Linked DNA regions of Homo sapiens: region 2 is linked to region 1. Evidence: chromatin loops called from intact Hi-C (ENCODE). Cell type or tissue: PC-3. All regions are shown on one strand. Each heading gives the region's core, and the rest is flanking DNA. Links, peaks and the distances in the headings are about the cores only.

What was found. A loop is a pair of places that touch in the nucleus more often than their neighbours do. Peaks named below come from ENCODE experiments on the same cell type or tissue, not always from the same donor. Only the 100,000 strongest peaks of a DNase experiment are listed, where the experiment ranks them.
Region 2: it touches region 1 in a loop (2.8-fold over the local background); 1 of 110 quality-filtered maps calls a loop at or near these places.

Annotation. Positions count from the first base shown.
Region 1 is chr2:19,680,271-19,685,258 of GRCh38, reverse strand. The region is part of intron 1 of LOC124905977; the gene reads left to right. Among named protein-coding and RNA genes, the nearest start is that of LINC00954, 190 kb to the left of the region's middle. In PC-3, for the core only: no CTCF peak of the experiment used is centred there; a DNase peak (open chromatin) is centred at 2,588.
Region 2 is chr2:19,759,598-19,764,585 of GRCh38, reverse strand. No RefSeq gene overlaps it. Among named protein-coding and RNA genes, the nearest start is that of LINC00954, 110 kb to the left of the region's middle. In PC-3, for the core only: no CTCF peak of the experiment used is centred there; no DNase peak of the experiment used is centred there.

The DNA.
Region 1 (4,988 bases), core at 1,543-4,042:
ACCTAGAGTTCAGACCTTGACCCTGGCACCCATAGGACTGGAAAACCTATGAAATAGAATTGACATGGGCTGGGTGCCATGGCTCCTGCTTGTAATCCCAGCACTTTGGGAGGCCGAGAGGGGCAGATCATGAGGTCAGGAGATCGAGACCATTCTTGCTAACACGGTGAAACCCCGTCTCTACTAAAAATACAAAAAATTAGCCGGGCATGGTGGCATGTGCCTGTAGTCCCAGCTACAGCTACTCAGGAGGCTGAGGCAGGAGAATCACTTGAATCCAGGAGGCAGAGCTTGCAGTGAGCTGAGATCGTGCCACTGCACTCTAGCCTGGATGACAGAGTGAGACTCTGTCTCAAAAAACAAAAAACAACAACAAAAAAAGAATTGACATGATCAGAAAACAGGTAATGAGATAAGGAAAGAGAGGAGTACTGAGCTGTAGGCAGCCAAGGCCTGCAAACCGAGGGGAAGTTTCTGAGATGGGGAAGAGACCCACAGTCACGGCCACTGGGAATCCTGCTGATCGGCATTTGTGGGAAATTTCGGGCAGTGGGTGCTCGTGCACAGACGTGGATAAAGACAGAGAGAGGGCCAGGTGGGTGGTGCATGCCTGTGATCCCAGCACTTTGGGAGGCTGAGGCAGGTGGATTGCTTGAGCTCAGGAGTTCGAGACCATCCTGGTAACATGGCAAAACCCTGTCTCTATAAAAATTACAAAAATTAGCTGCATGTGGTGGTGCATGCCTGTAGTTCATGCTACTTGGGAGGCTGAAGTGGGAGAATTGTTCAAGCCCGGGAGGTGGAGGTTGCAGTGACCCGAGATTGTGCCATTGCACTCCAGCCTGGGTAAGAGTGAGACCCTGTCTCAAATAATAATAATAATGATAAATAAAGACAAAGAGAGGCAGAGCAGGACATAATGAAAACCATCTTTTGCAGAGTTCCTGTCTATGCCAGGAGCTTTACAAGACTGTCTCTAATCCTGACCCTTGCCCTGTGGAAGACATACCCTAATTCCCAATTCCTGATCAAGGAAACTAGCAGTGGTACTCACTGGTAAGTAACAGAGCTGGGATTTGAAGTCAGGAGGATTTGATGCTGAAGTGCCTGATCATTTTATGCAGCCTCTTATAGATGCAGAATGTACAATTTTCACAGAGGGATCCTCAGAAGCTAATGAACCCAAGTTTGTCATTTTATAGATAAGGAATCTGAGGCCAGAAAAAGGAGGGGGAATTATTTAAAACCATCAGGCCAGAGAAGAAATTAGCCTAGTTCTTCTGACCTTTAGTCTAGTGGAATGTCAGGATCTCAGCCTTAAAATAGAATCTTCCAAATTGCCACACCTGTTGTGTACTACTTTTGATGGTTATTATCTTTGGCAGTGCTTCCTTGACATGAATGAATTCTACATGAATTTTGAAGTTGTTTTAGAATATATTTTATACATTATTCATAACATATTTATGTAGCTTGTTTTAAAGCCAAGAGAAACCTAGAGCAATAGCTTCTGCTTTTTGGCTGTGACCCTACATTTTATATCTTATACACACATATATGTAAAAATTGTACATTATATGAATAATTGAAACATGTTTTCTGAAATAGTACTTGTCCTTACTCTGTGTGACACACTTTGGTATTTTCTATTTTCATTTACTCTGTTCTATTTTGTTAAAAATATTCTGGTTATGAACCATCTAAATTGATTTCATGACAAACTAATGAACGGTTCATGACCTACAGTTTGAGACATTATGGCCTAAAACAATGTCAACATCAAACATGATTTAAGAAAAAAGTCATTACAGAGGAGATAGAAAGTTGCCAATTATCTTTGGTCATAAAGGTAAAAATAGTAAGCTTTGAGTTTCATAACATCAAAAAAGAGATTGTATACTTGTAAAAAACAAAGTGGCACAGACTTGGATTCTCTGCAGACCATGGCAGATCTGTGATGCTCCTGGTATTATGTGATGCTGAGTTTTATTTTCTGCCTGGATTTCTGAACTAACTGGATACAGCTACAGATACAGACTAGAGTGGTTGCTAGAACTGCAATGCAGTAGGCCCAGAGCCTGCCTCTCCCTGACCCAGGCAGATGGCCTCTAGTCTCAGGCCCTAGGAAGTGCCCAAGGTGTGTAGAGTGTACATTCATTCCATATAGTGGTGTGTAATTAAGGTCTGATGCTTTATATATTAGCATGATGGTAGGCAACTGACCCTCCAGATCCCCTCCAGAAGCTTGTGCTAATTTCACCTGATGTCGCCAGCTTCCTTAGGTTTGCACTACTTCTTCCTGTAGTCTCTCTTCTTTAGCCTCCTTTCTCCAAAGGGGTATGGAATGGCTGCTCCCACTGACTCCTGACTCCTCCTCCTTATAGCTCCTTCCATTGGTACATCAGCCTACTACACGACAACCAAGTTTTCTCTTACTTCTTTTAGGATCTATATTTTCTCCATCTATCCAACCATCCACATCCATCAGTGCTTCATGCTAGGAAAGTTTTGTCTTAGGGTTAATATTTAATCCAAGACCTGACTCATGAGAATGACACACAACTGAAGACCTGGCAGAACATCATAAGGAAAAAAAAAAAAGGCAAGTGCAGAGCCCTAAGGCAGAAACAGGTCTGGCATGTTTAAAAAGTGAAAGAGCCAAATTGGTAGAGCAAAGGGACCATGGGGAGAGTGGTACCTGATGAGATTGGAGAAGGTGTTGACCAATCAGAGCAGTCATGAACAGGTAGAGACCAAGTCATGAGGGGCCTTGTGGATCATAGTAAGGTATTTGAAATTTATTTTTGTTGTAGTGGGAAATCATTGAAAACCTTTAAAAAGAGGAGCAACACAATTGGATTTACGACTTAAAAAGACTTGCTCTATAAAACTACAATGAGATACCACCACACACAGGTCAGAGTGGTCAAAATCCAAAACACTGAGAGCATCGAATGCTGGTGAGGATGTGGAGCAACAGGAAGTCTCTCATTGCTGGTTGCTGTGCAAAAATGGTACAGCCACTTTGAAAGATACTTTGGCAGTTTCTTACAGAAGTAAACATATTCTTAGCATATGATCCAGCAATTGTGCTTGGTATTTACTCTAATGAGTTGAAAACTTATGTCCACACTTGTGGCCACACAAAAACCTGCACAGAGATGTTTATAGCAGTTTTATTCTTAATTGTCAAAAATTAGAAGCAACCACAATGTCCATCAGTAGGTGAATAGATAAATAAACTGTGGTAGATCCAGACAAGGGAATATTATTCAGCACTGAAAAAAAGTGAGGTGTCAAGTCATGTAAAGATATGGAGGCAACTTAAATATGTATTACTAAGTGAAAGGAGCCAATCTGAAAAGGCTGCATACTGTGTGTGTGTGTGTGTATACATATACATACATATACATATACCATTCTAGCTGGTGTGTGAAGAGTAGATTGTATAGGGTCAAGAATCAAGAAAGGAGGCAGGAAGTCCAGTTAGAAGGACCTTACAGTAGACCAGTTGAGAGATGTCAGGGACTTAGATTAAGATTTTGATGATTAATATTGTGAGAAGTAGTCAAATTTGGGATATACTTGGAAACATTGTCACCAGGACCTGCCAGTGAATTAAACATGGAGTATGAGGGAAAGAGAGCAATCAAGGGTGATTTTAAGATTGCTGGCTTCAACAATTGTGCAAGTAATAATGTCATGGACAAAGATGAAGACTTAGGGAAGAGGAGATTTGATGTGTGTGTGTGTGTGTGTGTGTGTGTGTGTGCACAACAGGGTAGTAGGGTAGAGAGAGAGAGCAGGAGGGAGAAAGCTATCAATAGATCTTTTGGGACCATATAAGATTTGAAATGCCGATGACCATGTGGAGACAGTTTCAAATATCTGTCTGGAATTTGTGGGAGATGTATAAACTAGTGTATAGGTTTGGGACTATCAAAGCAATGATGCTGGTTATAATAATGAGACTGAAATCATCCAGAGGGAGAAAGTAGTTGGGAAGAGATGAAGGCTGCATTCAGAGCCCTAGGTTGAGCACAATAGGAGATTACAGCAAAGGAGAAGGAATGGTCATTAAGGTAGATGAAAGACAAGACAAGAATAACATCTTAAGAACTTAGAAAAGAATGCATTTCAATTTCCTCCTCCTAAGAGGTTAAATGTGTTGAGGACTGAAAACTTATCAGTGGTCTTGGCAAAACGTAAGTCTTTGGCAACCATGATAAGAGCCATTTTTGGTGGGTAGAAATGATGTAAGCCCAGCTGGGGTGAGTTGAAGAGTCAGTGGGAGATAAGGGGGTAATTGCAGGAACAAGGTCCTGAGAAGCTGAGAGGAGATGAATTCTGGAGCAGAGAGAATGGTTTGTTTTGCTTGGAGGAGAAACAACATATTTTCACCATATCCCTATGGCAAGAGAGTGAGTGATGGCGGGAGACATTTGCTGAGAGTGAGGTTTTAGATGTTTAAGGGAGTAGAGAAGATCTATTCTAGAAGAGAGACAATGTAGAGAAGACAGCATAGTTGTCTTGGAGACTTGGAAAGCGAATCCACCAGGCAAGAAAGTAGGATTACTGGAAGTGTAGACACCTGTGCTTACAAATGTAAAGCAAATCCAATCATCATGATCATGATGTGATTTCCCCAGCAGTGTTGGTTCATTGGGTACAGACTCAGAGTAAGCAGATGGCTGGTTTTATTCACGTTCAGATCTTTCTGGGCTAGTGTGATATACAGAGAAAATGGGGTAAAGGAGGTAAACATGTGTTAGGGGGTAGATATAGTGCTGACCAAGGCACCTGAGCTGGATGGGGAAGAGGATGAGATCATGTGTGTGTGGGAAGTAGGGGGTGAGTAGGTGATGGTGGTGAGAAAGGGAAAGGGACCATGGATTGAGCATCTCAGTGAGGTCCGCATTGCTGGAGTGGGTGCTCTTGAATAAGAGAAGAGGTGGTCATAGAGAGGAGCAGCTTGACATCGCAGAGGG
Region 2 (4,988 bases), core at 916-3,415, 80 kb before region 1:
TGTCCTCATTTCTTGGTCAACCCAGCATCTTCATTAATCAATAGGGTTGACTTTTGATGACTGAGTGGAAACTCTGAGCTGGACTTTCCTACTTTGGAGTAAGCCCACCCTTCCTCACCCCCATGTCCATCTGGGGCTCCAGTCTTAGCCTAGATGCCCACTCCTGAGGGGCTGTGCTTTGAGAAGATACTGGGCAGGGGTGAATAGAGGGCCAGCAATGTTGGAGGTAGTGGTCCATTCAATGAAAGACAGGCTGGGGAGTTCTGGCCTTCCACCCAGAGCCCGATTCCATCCTGTGCTGAATATCTACTATATTTCAGGTACTGTGCTGCTCACAAAATCCCCAAAGGCTAGAGGGGCTCATAGCAGGCCAGATCAAACCTGCTTCAGAGAAACTGAGAAGGACAAAGGCCAAAAACAAGCACTCATATAAGATCTGGCATATGCCAATAGCCTAAGGCCTCCCATAGGCCAAGACAGAGTCCACAGCCATTTGGGCAATGGGTGCAAAGTGGGCTTTGTGGGATGAGCTGGGGAGGAGCTGAAGTTGCTCTTTGGGTGATCAAGCCTTCTCTATACCCTAAAGGCTGAGATGCCAGTTTCCATGGTTTGTAAAGTTATTTTTTTTTCTAATCTGGTTCTCATTCCCTGTTGTCAGCATTTTATTTGCTAGCCTGGCATCTCCAGCTTCAAAGATACTACCCATGGACCAGTCTCCTATCCCAGGGACCAGCCCCCACATGGCTTAGAGATGCTGAGAAAGAGCACAGCTGCCCTATTTCTTTGACCAACCACAAAGCTGGTTTTCATTTACTGCCCTGAGAGAAACTTCCTGAAGACAGGGGCCTCTGTCTGTATCTGAACTTCTTGGGCAGTGAGTCCCTTTTTCCCTGACCACACCCTCCACTGTCCCTCATGAGAGACCTACCCACTTCCCTGAGCCCCTCCTGATGGTGCCCAATGCAGCTAGAGCTGGCCCAGCTTTCCCTGCCTGGGTCTCTACCAGGAGGTTGATGAGAGCTGTTCTGCCCATGGACTTGAGGGCCTCGTTTCCAGCTTCCAACACATGCTCTCTTTCCACTGGAGGAGAGGGCAGGTTCTGATAATCTTGTCCTCTCTTCCCAGGTGACTCAAGATTGGCCTCATGAGTAGGGCTCACCAGCCTCAGCTCTCTGGCACAGCCCCATGCTCACTGGAGCTGTGGTGTGGAGGGGCTTGAGTGTGCCTGATGGAGGGGCAGGCAGCACCCTAGTGTGTTCAGAGAGTAGCAGAAGCCTAGGCTGCTCTGGGCCCCACTGTGTGCTGCAGCCTGGTGGTCATAATGATTTCCCAGTTATTTATTGTCATAACATTAATCACTCTGAACTCACTTGGCATTAATGAGGACATAATGTGTACTTGGACAGGAATTTTTATTGTAGTGCAGCATTAACTAACTGGCCTATTATTTAAAGTGTTACCAGACCTGGTATGTACAAATGGTTTACTTTGCAGTCTCCAAGTGTTGAAACTTTGTATGGTTTGTGTCAAGAAAATAGGAATATGGAACACAAAGAAGGCAGGGGCTGAAGTAATGTGGGGCTGTCTTCTGGCTGTCAGGGATACAGAGTACACTCAAGAAGGGGGTGCCCACTGGTCAGCCTGGGCACCCACCTCTGCCCTGGGCCTCTGCTGGTCTAATTCGTATGTCTGGGCTGGATGCCGGATGTGAGAAGCTTGGGGTGGTATTGAGGTGCTTTCTGAGTTACCACCATGGGGACAAAGAGGAGCAGAATAACAGGATTTAGAATGTAAAAAGGCTGTAGCCTATGCTGAAGATCACGTGTTTTTCAGATTCTTCCTCGATTCTTCGTCAGTGGCAGCTGTAGCCCTTGTCCTCCTGCACCTGCCCATCTGTGGGTCTCCACTCTTCTCCACCATCAGCCTACCCTGTTGAGGCTTGGCCCTCACTGCCCACCCTTACTGAGCATCAGCTCTTGAGATGCTCTGAGCTTCCTGGCCTTTTCATGTGCTATTACCTTGTTTGGCTAATGTCTTTTCATCTTTTGAGATTTAACTCAGGCAACATACCCTTTATGAAGTTTCCTAGTTTCCCCCGCTCCAAAGGTTTATTTAGATGCCCTTTCTATGTGGACCCCTGTTAAGGGCCACACATGCACACATACTGGGGAAATGACTCAGATGAGTATGAGATAGTCCTTGCCAGTTTAGTGTGGAAGGCCAGCCAGCCACACACATCCACATCCACACACACACCCACACACACCTCAGTTAGCTAACAGGAATTTGGTGCATAAAATGCTTTAGAGATAAGGTGCTAAACTATGCAGTCCTTACAGCTAGAGAAGAGTAGACAAATGGACCACTAGGTTGATATTTAGAAAAGGGGAAAATTAGTCTGTACTGGACTTTGCAGAAGAGATAGGAAGTATGCACATCTGTGAGAACGTATTGAGGGGCATATTTGGCTTGGGGAGCAACTGAATGATAGCCCCATCCTGTCTCAATCTATCTGCTTTATGGTTTACAAAGTACTTCCATTTTATCTTCTTTGAACATCAAAACAACATGAGTAGATATGCAAAGAATACATTCGTCCCCATTTTTCAAATGAAAACACAACACAACATGAAACAAAAAAGGAGGCTCAGATAGGTTAACTAACTTAACCATGGCCCTCCCAGCTGACAGCCTGAAGCAGAGTGAGACTTCCTGCCATCATACAGGGATTGTTGGTGAATTACCAAGTTAAAGTTGATTTTTTTTTTTTTTTTTTTTTTTTTTTTTTTTTTTGTGATAGGGTCTTGTTCCACCACCCAGGCTGGAGTGCAGTGGGACAATCTCAGCTCACTGCAACCTCCACCTCCTGCGTTCAAGCATTTCTCCTGCCTCAGCCTCCCCAGTAGCTGGGATTACAGGTGCCTGCCACCATGCCCAGCTAATTTTTGTAATTTTAGTAGAGACGGGGTTTCACCATGTTGGCCAGGCTGGTCTTGAACTCCTGAGCTCAGGTGATCTGCCCGCCTCAGCCTCTCAAAATGTGTGAGCCACGGCGCCTGGCCAAAGTTGATTTTCGAATGCAAGAGTTATGCTTGCAGCTTTTACTCCACATTGACTTAAGCTGTGTTCTGAATGAAAAGAACATTGCATTGAGCTCAATGGTTCCATCGGAAGGTGAGAGATGAGAAGGAGTCAAATAATGTTAGTCGAAGTTGTCATTTGTGCCCATAGATGCTGACTGGTGAAATCCAGGAGGAGCTGAGGAATATACTGTCATTTGTGTACAGTGAGTAAACAGAGCCTCCTTTAGAAAAAAACAAGTTGCAGGTGACACATTTTTTTTTCTAAGAAGACACATAGCAGCCATTCAAATGCCAGCATTAAGGGATCAGGGAAAATTCACAGGAGTAGAAGATTGAATCATTGAGTGTGTATAGTGAGTGGTATAAAAGAAAATGAGGATTTTAAAGAAGAATTCACATGTAATAAGGTTTTCCATTTGCTGCATTGCATTCTCCAGTTCAAGTTAATCCATAGACTAACCATATATGGATAACCAAGGCTAATTAGAAGTAGTAGTCATGTGATCCAAGAACAAGTGTACTGGGAAGAGAAGGAAAGGAAGTACGAATGTGCAGAGCTACAATGGCAAATATGTCTTTGACTCAATGAACAACACTCATTGGTGATTTGTACCTACCCCACATCAGTTGCTGTATACATTTTTGAATGAATAAATGTGTAATGAATGTGTCTACAGCTCTGCTCTTGGACTATGACCTATGCTTCCACATTATAACATTATAACAAACACATGGCTTTGGTGTTTTCCTTTTGATTTTGACTGGCACTGTACCCAGTGGTCTCTTTATTACTTCCTGCTGCCCCTTAAGAGTCAAGGCATAAACCTTGTTTTTACCCCTAACTCAGCTGTGAGGCATTCCTAGAAGCCAGCTAAGCCTGGCAGGTGTGGAGTGGGGTGAGCTGAGGATGTGCCAGCCTGTCTTTGGGAAGATAGCTCGTGGATTGGCAGGAGGTACAGATGTAGTGTCAGACAGGTCTGTCTCAGTGGAAAAAGGACTCCTGGCAGTAATCAGGTCTCACAGAGAAACTTCCAGGGGCCTGAGAGAAGGCCAGAGCCTCATCAAAATTGTCACTCAGAAAGAGTAGGGCTTCAGTCCTTGTGGAGTCTTCTCAGCAAACCAAGCTTAAGATCTATGTTAGGGTAAGTAATGTTAGTGTTTGCATGGTTATAATGAACAAATCCCCAAATCTCAGTGGCTTAATGTAGCAGAAAGCTTATTTCCCACTCACGCGTAGTCCAATATGATGTTCCTGATGTCTTTCCAGGTGGCATTAGATATGTTCATTTAGGGACATTGGCTCCTTCCGTCTGTGGTTTTGCCTTACCCTGGGGCTGTGGATTGCTGTGCCAGGTTTCTGTGTCTGGCTGACAGATGGGGGAAAAGGAGAATGACACATGGAAGGTTTTAATGGACCAGACCTAGGAATGGAGCGCAGCACTTCTGCCCACAATCCATGGGCCAGCACTCAAAGACGTGGCCACGCCTCACTGCAGAGGAAGCTGGTGTATGGTCTGTGTGCCCAACAGGAAAAGAAAATGTATTTAATGAATCAGTCTCTGCCATGCCTTGCATAGACTGTAAATAGTCATAACTACCTACTATGTGCCAGGCATTATGCTGATCTCTGTATACAATTTATCTGTATCCTGATGGATATTTGAAATCATGGGCCCACCCAGACCCACAGGATACTGGGCTTAGGTTAGAATGACCTCTCCTTTTGATGGGGTATATGGGGTTTCATACACAGCCTATACAGCCTAATCTACTTCTTTTTTTCTTTTTTTTCTTTTTTTTGAGACAGTGTCTTACTCTGTGGCCAGGCTAGAGTGCCATGGCACCATCTTGGCTCACTGCAACCTCCACTTCCCAGGTTCAAGCGATTGTCCTGCTCAGCCTCCT